4 separate regions of the Homo sapiens genome follow, and all the other regions are linked to region 4. The links are chromatin contacts, found by Hi-C or POLR2A ChIA-PET in ENCODE. All regions are on one chromosome and are shown on one strand. The core of a region is the stretch at or near the end of the contact, and the rest is flanking DNA. Distances in the headings are between cores, read along the strand shown.

The links. A loop is a pair of places that touch in the nucleus more often than their neighbours do. ChIA-PET counts read pairs that join two places held with the same protein, here RNA polymerase II (POLR2A). Pooled maps may share reads with other maps.
Region 1: a loop to region 4 is called in a pooled map, with 4 times the contacts of the local background. The contact joins the promoter of ZBTB3 here to the promoter of CHRM1 in region 4. A Hi-C loop is called at or near these places in 2 of 50 pooled maps. POLR2A ChIA-PET finds 5 or more read pairs at or near these places in 3 of 52 experiments (A549, WTC11 and activated CD8-positive, alpha-beta memory T cell).
Region 2: a pooled map shows a loop between it and region 4 (4-fold over the local background). The contact joins the promoter of GNG3 here to the promoter of CHRM1 in region 4. A Hi-C loop is called at or near these places in 2 of 50 pooled maps. POLR2A ChIA-PET finds 5 or more read pairs at or near these places in 2 of 52 experiments (GM12878 and WTC11).
Region 3: a pooled map shows a loop between it and region 4 (2.4-fold over the local background). The contact joins the promoter of UBXN1 here to the promoter of CHRM1 in region 4. A Hi-C loop is called at or near these places in 1 of 50 pooled maps. POLR2A ChIA-PET finds 5 or more read pairs at or near these places in 6 of 52 experiments (A673, H1, PC-9 and 3 more).

The regions. Positions count from the first base shown.
Region 1 is chr11:62,752,901-62,755,600 of GRCh38, reverse strand. ZBTB3 (zinc finger and BTB domain containing 3) reads left to right here and starts at 1,441. Exons shown (of 2, transcript NM_001370809.1): 1 at 1,441-1,637; 2 at 1,886-2,700. The coding sequence starts at 1,937. RefSeq lists enhancers at 153-1,030, 1,911-2,700.
Region 2 is chr11:62,706,426-62,709,125 of GRCh38, reverse strand. It overlaps GNG3 (G protein subunit gamma 3), which reads right to left and starts at 1,450. Exons shown (of 3, transcript NM_012202.5): 1 at 1,211-1,450; 2 at 732-831; 3 at 1-448. The coding sequence starts at 830. The coding sequence ends at 320. It overlaps BSCL2 (BSCL2 lipid droplet biogenesis associated, seipin), which reads left to right and starts at 1,702. Exons shown (of 11, transcript NM_001122955.4): 1 at 1,702-2,017. The coding sequence starts at 1,931. It overlaps HNRNPUL2-BSCL2 (HNRNPUL2-BSCL2 readthrough (NMD candidate)), which reads left to right. Exons shown (of 24, transcript NR_037946.1): 14 at 1,802-2,017. RefSeq lists enhancers at 1-998, 2,318-2,700 and a silencer at 2,659-2,700.
Region 3 is chr11:62,677,783-62,680,482 of GRCh38, reverse strand. UBXN1 (UBX domain protein 1) reads left to right here and starts at 1,410. Exons shown (of 9, transcript NM_001286077.2): 1 at 1,410-1,618; 2 at 1,740-1,793; 3 at 1,882-1,988; 4 at 2,075-2,144; 5 at 2,365-2,556; 6 at 2,651-2,700. The coding sequence starts at 1,560. RefSeq lists an enhancer at 1,322-1,651.
Region 4 is chr11:62,920,079-62,922,778 of GRCh38, reverse strand. It overlaps CHRM1 (cholinergic receptor muscarinic 1), which reads left to right and starts at 1,416. Exons shown (of 2, transcript NM_000738.3): 1 at 1,416-1,561. It overlaps LOC105369333 (a long non-coding RNA gene), which reads right to left and starts at 2,619. Exons shown (of 5, transcript XR_002957251.2): 1 at 2,338-2,619. RefSeq lists an enhancer at 558-1,092.

The DNA.
Region 1 (2,700 bases), core at 192-2,691, 170 kb after region 4:
TCCTCTAGTAACACTACCTGGGTCAGACGGGGCAGTTATCAGTGACTCCCAACTTATAGCCTTTTCCTCTGGGTGTGTAGAGACTCTCAAAGATTTCTTCAGTAGACACGGTTTTTGCTTCTTCTCTCCTGTCCTGGGACATTTTATGATCCTGACCCCATTCTTACCCTTCCTACCAGCACCTGCTCAGCACGCTCTGGAAACAAAGAACACTCTATCCTCTCACTGTAAATTGACTGTAGAGTCCAGGCTAGGGACACCACGACATCATCCCTGTAGCTGCTAGTTCTTTCATGCCATCACTGAGCCGGGAGCCCCGGAAACTTAGCTTGGAGGAGTGGAGCAGTAGGGCATCTTAAAATGTTTTTTTGTTTGTTTGTTTTAGATGGAGTTTTGCTCTGTCTCCCAGGCTGGAGTGCAGTGGCGCTATCTTGGCTCACTGCAACCTCTGCCTCCTGGGTTCAAGAGATTCTCCTGCCTCAGCCTCCCTAGAAGCTGGGATTTCAGGCACGCGCCACCATGCCCAGCTGATTTTTGTATTTTTAGTAGAGATGGGGTTTCACTATGTTGGCCAGGCTGCTCTTGAACTCCGGACCTCAAGTGATCTGCCCGTCTCAGCCTCCCAAACTGCTGGGATTAAAGGCGTGAGCCACCGAACCCGGCAAATCTTAGAATTTTTGAGAGGAAGGGACCTTCAAGAGACAAACGCAGTTCAGGGACGTGGGGCTATTGCCCACAGTCACCAGTTGGTTCTCTTTTTTTGGGGGGGTGGGGGGATAGGGTCTTACTCTGTCGCCCAGGCTGGAGTGCAGTGGCACGATCTTGACTCACTGCAACCTCCGCCTCCCGGGTTCAAGTGATTCTCCTGCTTCAGCCTCCCCAGTAGCTGGGATTACAGGCGCGCGCCCCCAAGACCTGCTAATTTTTGTATTTTTAGTAGAGACGGGGTTTCAGCATGTTGGCCAGGCTGGTATCGAACTCCTGACCCCAAGTGATCCGCCCTCCTCGGCCTCCCAGAGTCCTGGGATTACAGGCGTGAAGCACTGCGCCTGGCCTAGTTGGTTCTCTTTTTCCCTGTCAGCCTGTAGCGGGAGTGGCTTGCTGTCAGCTCGGGTCCGACACTGCAGGGTTCCCGACCTCCAGCCTCGCCAGGAGAGCGCCGCGTTCAGCGACTCGGAGCCGGGTACCTCCTGCCTGCTGGATTAGGTAGAAGGAGAAGCTCAGCCAATCCTGAGGGCTCGGAGGCAAGGAAGGCGGGACGAAGAGGAAAAGTTGAGGACAGGAGCGTCACCCAATCCAACGCCTGACTGCAAAAGCGATGGCGGCGAGCACCCAATTGTAGACGGCAGTTAGAGGGAGGATGGTTAGTGGAGAGCGGACCAATCCGTGACAGGGGAGGGCAATCTTAAGCCAATTAAAGCTGAGAAGGTGGGAAGGGGCGGAGCTCGCCCTGTGGCTGCTCGGTGGTGGGTGAGGTATCAGCTTTCTCCGCTAGTTCCCACCCTGGTAGTCCTTAGCCCCTGGAATGCGTGAGGGAGATGCTTAGGGAGTTCTCGAAGTGGGGCGTAGAGGCATCGCCTGGCAAGGCCTGGGAGCGAAAAAGATCTCTACTTCGTGGAGCCGTTGGACGCTACCGGGTGGGCATCAAGGAAGCGGAGGGTGGCTAAGGGGCGGGACTTCCGGGGGCAGGGCTTATCGGACGGGGGTGGGGCCTGTTCTAAGGTTAGGCCGAGGTGGGCGGAGCTAATGGGAGAGCTTTGGGTGTGACCTAGGAGAAAGAAGGGCAGTAACTTAAGCGATTGTTTTGGAGTGGCAAGTGATAGTTAAGGGCTGATAAGGTTGCTGGGGAGGTTACCTGTCTTAACTCACTGCCCTTTTTTCTCAGGGAGCCACTGGTGGGGACCTTTTTTGGGCCCCCTTTCCTTCGTGGGGTACTATGGAGTTCCCAGAACACAGTCAGCAGCTGCTGCAGAGCCTCCGGGAGCAGCGGTCCCAGGGTTTCCTTTGTGACTGCACCGTGATGGTGGGTAGTACCCAGTTCTTGGCCCATCGGGCTGTGCTGGCCTCCTGCAGCCCATTCTTCCAGCTTTTCTACAAGGAGCGGGAATTGGACAAGAGGGATCTGGTGTGTATTCACAATGAAATTGTCACAGCCCCAGCCTTTGGGCTGCTTCTGGACTTTATGTATGCTGGCCAGCTGACCCTGAGAGGGGATACCCCTGTGGAGGATGTGCTGGCAGCTGCCAGCTACTTGCACATGAATGACATCGTCAAGGTGTGTAAGCGGCGGCTTCAAGCCCGGGCCCTGGCAGAGGCAGACAGTACCAAGAAGGAGGAGGAAACCAACTCACAGCTTCCTAGTTTGGAGTTTTTGTCTAGTACTTCCCGTGGCACCCAACCTTCGTTGGCATCTGCTGAGACATCAGGCCACTGGGGCAAAGGGGAATGGAAAGGCTCTGCTGCTCCCTCACCTACTGTCCGTCCTCCAGATGAGCCACCAATGTCTAGTGGGGCTGACACTACACAGCCTGGCATGGAGGTTGACGCACCACATCTGCGGGCACCTCATCCACCAGTGGCTGATGTCTCTCTTGCCAGCCCTAGTAGCTCCACTGAGACCATTCCTACAAACTACTTCTCTTCTGGCATCTCAGCAGTTTCATTGGAGCCACTGCCATCTCTTGATGTGGGTCCTGAGAG
Region 2 (2,700 bases), core at 201-2,700, 210 kb after region 4:
TGGCCCATCCCTCTCCATTGTCTGAGCAGGTCACCGAGGGAAGCGGGCAGGACGCGCTGGCAGAGTCTGACGGGGCCCTGCTGTGGGTGGAGCAAAGGGTGCCTCATATCTCTGGGGTGCTTGGGGTCGGCCACAAAGGTGGTAGGAAATGGGGTCGACAGATAGGTGAGGGTGGGCCTTGTGCTTCAGATAACCTCACATGGTCAGGCAAGGGTTAGGGATGGGATGCAAGGAGCCTAAGGGGCTCACAACAATTACTGACCTAAGGAAGGGCCCAGGAGAGGGAAAAGGGAGGAGTTGTGAGAAGGGACAGGGGAGCTCAGAGGAGAGCACAGAAGAACTTCTTCTCCCGGAAGGGGTTCTCCGAAGTGGGCACAGGGGTGATGAGGGGATCCTCACAGGCGTGGGCATCACAGTAAGTCATCAGGTCTGCTGCTGCCTTGGACACCTGGGACACAGCCAGGAAGGGTATTGTTAGCCAGGACCTCTGAAGGGGACTGCAGCCTCCCTCCCCAAATGGGTTCTCTTTTGCCATCTCCAGGGCTCCTTACGACTTGTCTTCTCCCTCATCCCCCCCAGAGGCCTGGGGACAGCTCTCTCTACAGAGCCCCAGACTCCTCCCCTGACCTCAGGGAGTGAAGGAAAGAACGCATCTCTTATCTTGAGCTTTGGGAACCTGCAGCACAGCACAGCCTGGCCAACTAATGGGAGCCAGCCAGGGTCCCACCTACCTTTATCCGACACAAGCTGGCTTCAATCTTAAGCTGTTCCACCATCTTGCGTGCTTGCCCAATACTCATAGTGCTGTTCACCGGGGTCTCACCTTTCATCCTGGAAAAAAGAGGGACCTCTCAGAGCACAGTCTCAGCTGGAGGCCCCCCTCCATGCTCACTCCACACCAACCTTTACAAGGCTGTGGTCATACCCCAATATTTTGTTCCCCTCCTATCCTCCTCCTCCTCCTCCAGTGGACTGTCTCATCCCTGTATTCCTCATGGAAAAAAATAGGGTGGGATGAGGTGCTCCCCAAACTCCCTCATGGCCTGGGCCACAGATCATTAAACCTTACACAAATGATTTAAGGCTTTTCAGCCCTTCAAACCATGTGTGTTCCCAGCTCTGAAGACCTCAACCAACCCTGATGAGGAGGGCACATCACCCCTGTCTGCTCCAGTGAGCCCCAACAGGAGAAAAACAGGCCATTACTTACCTGAAGCCACAAGCGGCAGTAGCAGCCCTGGGTGTAGGGTCAGTGGAGGGTACCAAAACCTTCTGCCTGAAATGGGTGCCCCACCCAGTAGGGAGTTGCAGCTGAAAGTATCTGATGCAGAAGCAGTGACTATACGAAAGGAGGCCCCTGGGGAGGGCCAGGCCAGAGGTCTGGTCTCAGTTTCTGCAGCTCAAGCACTGTCTGGATGGCTGGTACCTGAAGGATGAAGGATGCTAGAAGGAGCTGCTCAGATCCTGGAGCATACCAACTGCCTGGCCAGTGGGGGAGCCTAGCTGCCTGCATCCCTGCGCACACCCCCACTGTCGCTAGTTCACTGCCTGCCCCTCCCCCATTGCAGGCATCCTGACTCTGGGCTAGAGACCTCCCCAACAGAGCTGAGGCCAAGGCCGACTCCCCCTCTCAAATGGCGTGGTCTGGGCCTATGACGGCCCCTGCAGTGGAGTCTGTACTGGCTGCGGGGGACCCTGCTCATTTGAAAATCTGACATCAGCTGGGCAGTCGCCCCCCTCCTCCTTTCCTCCCTCTACTCTGACACAGCACTTAGCACCTGAATCTTCGTTTCTCTCCCAGGGACCCTCCATTTTCCATATCCAGGAAAATGTGATGCGCCACAGGTATCAGCGTCTGGATCGCCACTTCACGTTTTAGCCACAAGTGACTCAGTGGAAGATCCAGAGTCAACAGAGGCTCGTCAGGAAGATGTCTACAGAAAAGGTAGACCAAAAGGAGGAAGCTGGGGAAAAAGAGGTGTGCGGAGACCAGATCAAAGGACCGGACAAAGAGGAGGTAGGGGCCCTTGTGGGGACAGTCAGCAGAAATATACTGGAAATAGGTGGGCTGGCGTGAAGGGGGCGGGGGGATGGATTGGTTTTAAGAATTTCATTCATTTTGAATAGATTACTTCCCACGCCCGCAGCAGTGTGCAAAGATGTACACAACACTGGCCTTGCCTCTGAAGGACTTTATCTGGGGTGATTAGACGTCTACAAAATAGAAGACTGCCAAAAGCTAGTCTAGATAATGTGCTGTGGGGACTCTGAGGGAGAGTGTATCCAGTTAGGGTCAGAGGAGGTCCACAATGCTACCACGCTGGGAACAGGGCACTAATCTGCCTGCGCAACAACGCAAGAGGCCCAGGTTGCCGCAAACTGCAACATGCTCTAGGCGAATGCCCCCGCCTTAGATGCCTACAGGTCCTAGGAGCTGTGGGCGATAAAAATCAGCGCCAGCTGGATGACCGCCTCACTCGGCCGCTTCGCGGGTGAAATGGCCTGTGGTGAAGGTGTGCACGGAGGGCTGTGATTGCAGTCTCAAGGGAGAGCCGAGCGGAGGCTGCAGTCAGCGCATCCCCTGGGGCACATCTTGGGGCCTGCAGGGAGGCAGGCGTCTTTCCCCTTTGGTCACGGTAACCGGAGGGAAACCTGCCGCAGAGAGAGCCAGTGGCGAGCGCAAGGAGACAGCGACCTCGC
Region 3 (2,700 bases), core at 161-2,660, 240 kb after region 4:
GGCAGGAGAATCGCTTAAACCCGGGGCAGGCAGAGGTTGCAGTGAGCTGAGATTGTGCCACTGCACTCCAGCCTGGGTTACAGAGTGAGATTTTGTCTAAAAAAAAAAAAAAAAAAAAAAAAAAAAGGAGAGAGAGAGAGAAAAGAAAAAGAAAAATTAGCCGGGTGTGGTGGCATGTGCCTGTAGTCCCAGCTACTTGGGAGGCTGAAGTGGGAGGATCGCTTGAGCCCAGGAGGCTGAGGTTGCAGTATGTCAAGATTGCACCACTGCACTCCAGCCTGGGCGACAGAGCCAGATCCTGTCTCAAAAACAAAAATAGCTGGGTGTGGTGGCTCACGCCTGTAATCCCAGCACTTTGGGAGGCCGAGGTGGGTGAATCACCTAAGGTCAGGAGTTCGAGAACAGCCTGACCAATATGGAGAAACCTCATCTCTACTAAAAATACAAAAATGGCTAGGCTCGTTGGCTCACGCTTGTAATCCCAGCACTTTGGGAGGCCGAGGCAGGTGGATCATATGAGGTCAGGAGTTCAAGACCAGCCTGACCAACATGATGAAACCCTGTCTCTACTAAATATACAAAAATTAGCCGGGCATGGTGGCGTGGGACTGTAATCCCAGCTACTCAGGAGGCTGTGGCAGGAGAATCGCATGCACCCAGGAGGCGGAGGTTGCAGTGAGCCGAGACCGCGCCACTGCACTCCAGCCTGGGCGACAGAGCGAGACTCCCTCTTAAAAAAAAAAAAAAAAAAAAAAAAAGCTGGGCATGGTGGTGGGCGCCTGTTATCTCAGCTATCCGGGAGGCTGAGGCAGGAGAAATGCTTGACCCGGGAAGCGGAGGCTGCAGTGAGCAGAGATCGCGCCACTGCACTATTGCACTCCAGTCTGGGCAACAAGAGTGAAACTCCATCTCAAAAATAAAAAATAAAAAAAAAAGTAAGTTGTCCTAGATGGTGGAAGTGTCACGGATTTTTAAGCAGGGAGGTGAAGACAGGACTACATGATTGTGTTTTGCAAAAATCCCTTTGGCAGTCAGGCAGAGGATGGCTCAATTCCCTAAGGAGAATGAGTGGGCCAAAGAGCAAGACATTTCTTCTGCTCCTGGCAAACATTGCCAAAGAACTTCCCAAAGCATTGCGCTAAGGGACCATATTCCTTCTAATTTCTAAGGAGGGTGAGGCAGGATGAAGTTCCGGGAACTGGCTTCATTCCGCCCACGGGTTTCAGAGCCGCACCAGCTTTCTTCCCCACAGCAGCCTGGCGCCTTGGCTTGGTGGGTTGCCTCCCTGTTCCCACCCACGGAAAGTCCTGGCAGCAGGGCCAGAAGTTTTATGGTTCTCAGCGGCACCCGTCGACATCCGCCCCCACGTGACCCAAACAGATCCGGCACTTCCGCTTCCCCTCGGCTTTCTTCTCGTCGGTGTTCCCGGCTGCTATAGAGCCGGGTGAGAGAGCGAGCGCCCGTCGGCGGGTGTCGAGGGCGGGTTGCCTCGCGCTGACCCTTCCCGCCCTCCTTCTCGTCACACACCAGGTCCCCGCGGAAGCCGCGGTGTCGGCGCCATGGCGGAGCTGACGGCTCTTGAGAGTCTCATCGAGATGGGCTTCCCCAGGGGACGCGCGTAAGGGAGTTCCCCAACCCCGGCCTGCGGGTGTGGGGGGTCGCGGACCTGTCTCGGCCTTTGCCCCAGCCTGACCGTCACCATGGCTCGTGGGCGCTATTCATGGTGTTTCTGCCCCCAGGGAGAAGGCTCTGGCCCTCACAGGGAACCAGGGCATCGAGGCTGCGATGGACTGGTAAGCGCTCGTCCCGGGTGGCGGAGAATTGGGGGCTGGCGGGAGGGGCAGCCTCAAAGCTAACCTCCCCGCCCACTTTCCCTGCCAGGCTGATGGAGCACGAAGACGACCCCGATGTGGACGAGCCTTTAGAGACTCCCCTTGGACATATCCTGGGACGGGAGCCCACTTCCTCAGAGCAAGGCGGCCTTGAAGGTCCTGACTGAGGGTCCACGGTGTGATTATTCAGGAGGGTCCGAGGAGAATCTGAAGGGATAATAATACCGATTGTTTGTTTGTAGGATCTGGTTCTGCTGCCGGAGAAGGCAAACCCGCTTTGAGTGAAGAGGAAAGACAGGAACAAACTAAGAGGTACAGTAACAACAATCTCACGTGTCTGAGGGTCGTCTTCCATCTCTCCCCAGTACACGTCTGGTCAAAGAACCTTGACCTTTCCACATTTCCTCTTTCTTGGCATTTTCTTTTCCTTTAATCTACTTTGGGATATATGTCGCCTAATTTTGTTTATTGTAAACTTTACACCTTCCCACTCTGTCCATTTCTCTTGAACTGTTTTCCCTCGGCAACACAGGATGTTGGAGCTGGTGGCCCAGAAGCAGCGGGAGCGTGAAGAAAGAGAGGAACGGGAGGCATTGGAACGGGAACGGCAGCGCAGGAGACAAGGGCAAGAGTTGTCAGCAGCACGACAGCGGCTACAGGAAGATGAGATGCGCCGGGCTGCTGAGGAGAGGCGGAGGGAAAAGGCCGAGGAGTTAGCAGCCAGGTCTGGGCAGGGGAAATGATGGATAGCAGATGAGAAAGAAATCAAGATTTGCTTTGTTGATGTCTGACCTAATTTCTTCTTGTCTACATTTCAGACAAAGAGTTAGAGAAAAGATCGAGAGGGACAAAGCAGAGAGAGCCAAGA
Region 4 (2,700 bases), core at 167-2,666:
AAGTGACCTGAGCCCAAACACCTGCCCACCACATGCTAATCATACCTCTGCTCTTCAGATTTCTCACCTACAAAATGGGGATAATTGATGCTCCCATTCCTTCCCACCTCTCACCCCAAGACTTCGACACAGCCCAGTGGGCAAAGAACACAGCAGCCCCAGAAGGCAGTCCCTGCAGCCTCCAACTCTCCTCCCCAGTCAGCTCCCGGGGAGGTCTCTAGGGCCAAACAGAGGCGGTGCAGGACCCACATCTCTAGGGCAAACGGCCCCCCAGGGGTTCTATCTCTGAGGAAGCTCAACACAGAAGTCCAGACCAGCCTGGCAGGGAGGGATGCTGGCCTCACCCAGTAGGGCTGAGGGAGATTGGGAGGAGGGCTCATCTCCTCCCAGGTACACACCTGTGAGCCCTGAGTGGGAGTCAGGGGAGACAGAGCTTGACAAGCTGGGAGGAGAGCTGTCTGTCTGCCTGTCTGTCTTCCAAGTGGAAGCTTGGGGTGGAGCAGGCAGGTAGAGGCTGCCTCACTTGTCAGAATTAGCAAGTTCCACAGTTGGGCAACACTCAGCCACACATCAGATACAGACACACGTGTGCACACGCGTCCTGCCTCCAGACTGATAGGGTCACACCTGCACTTACACAGGCTGCATGGTGACATGAGTACACAGGGACACACATATGCAAGGCACTCAGCCGCACATGGGGCAGGCACCTGGCCCTCTACTCATCCCCGAAAAGCAGACACCCATATACCCTCACAACAGGCTATGCATAGCCCAATGCTAGCGCACACAGCCCAGCATGCGGGCACGTTCACTCAGCCCCCGGGCGGGTGCGCCAGCCCTCTGGGTCTGTTCCAAGTTGGAGCCTCTCACGTGAGGCCCAATGTGTCATTTCCAAACAGAAGGAATCTAGCTCTCTCACAGCAGGGAGGAAGAGCAGGGTGTGTAGTTGGGTGGGTGGGTGCGTGGGCATGTGCAGGGGGGAGGGCGTGTGTGCGAGGGAAGCAGGCATGTGAATACCAGGGCATGTGTGTTGGGGCATGGTGCACAGGGGCTGGGGGCTCTAAGGTTGGGTGGGGGGAGGAGCCCAAGGAAACAGTGTGCCTTTGTGAGGGTGTGTGTGCCGCCGGGTCTGTGCAGTGGGTGTGGGTGTTTGTCTCCCTGTATCCGCCTTCTCTCCCGTCCGGGACTTTTAGCCTTCCTGGGCTCGCCTTCCTCATGTCCTTTCTCCTCCCTCTTGGGGCTCAAATTGGGTGCCCTGGTGAAGGAGGGGGGCACACTCCAGAACCTAGTCCAACCCCAGACGCTGCCTGAGGCTTCCCTCCAGCTCCCCTCCCTTCCTTTTCTCCCTTTCCTCCCTCCCTCTCTTTCCCTTTCTCCCTCCCCGCTAAGGCTGGCGTGCCAGGGGGTGGGACATGCCAATCACTGGCTGTGCCTCTCCCGCTGCCAGCACAGGGCGCAGCTCCCCCTGGGAGCCAGGTGTTTGGGTCCCTGGAGACGCCGCAGGCCCCCAGGGAGGCAGTGGGGCTGAGGACCCTACAGACCCCTCTTCAGCCCCGTGGTGAGTACATTTGGGAGGGCTTGGGAGGGGCTGCACTAAGGTAGAGGGTAGGAGGGTCCTGGGGAGCGGGGGAGGGCAGGGATCAGGATGAGATGGAAATAGGGATGGACTCACAGAGATAGGAGGAGGCCAGGGAGGGGTCTAGAGGGCAAGGGGGCTCTGTAGCATTGAACACTGACTGCTCCAAACACTCGGCCTCCTGGCTTTGAGTGGATATAGCTGATGTTTTTCTGGGCTTCTGCTGGCAGAGGAGATGGAGATCCCCCTCAGGAAACTGGACCTGAGGCCCAGAAGGGATTAGGCTGCCTGGTAGCAAGCAGAACCCCCAACACCCTAGGGGCAGAGTGGGAAGGGCAAAGGGCCAGGAAGCAGCCCTTGCCACCAGCATCCTGTGGGAGGTTGACCCCCATCTTGATGGGGGTGCCAGTCCCAGAACCTCCTGTCCTCCCTCAGGGCACCCTGAAACCCACCACCCCCGTCCACCTCAGCTCCCCCAAGATGGACTGAATCAGGCTGCTGGCCAGATAGAGAAGCTAGAAGCCAAGGTGGGTGTCAGGCCAGAAGCCAGCAGGAGACCAGGCAAAGAGCCCCAGGGCTCTTTGGGGACAAATGGGCATGTGGGTGGCCACACTAGCCAGGGAAGGTGGCCCTGACGTGCGCAGGGGCCCAGAGGACCCTCCTTATGTTTCTAGTATCTTGGGCTCCCGCAGGGTGGGTCTCAGTCCTATATCCAGGCAATGCATGGATACCAATGGGCACCCACGCCAGGTACTCACCCCAGTGCCCGCAGACTGCACAACATGGGGATGGGCTAGGGGCCAGGAACTCTGATGCTTGTAGAGTTGTCAGCTCCTGGGCAGGCCAGCTGGGGAGGGGGTCGTCAGCTCTCATTAGGTCATCCAGACATGTGCAGCTTAGAGGTTATCAGAGCCAATGGAGAGGGGTTCACATCTTTGCACAAAACACACCTGCAGCTCCACCCAGACTGACCCAAGACCCCTGCCCAACTGGCTGGAAGGAGTCAGGCAGTCTCCAGTAGCCAGACAGTCTCCTTTCTCAGGGTAATCAGCTGTTCAGTGGGCTGTCAGATGAGAGTTCTCTGCCCTCTGACCTCAGCCACCAGGCAAGCTGCAGTCGCT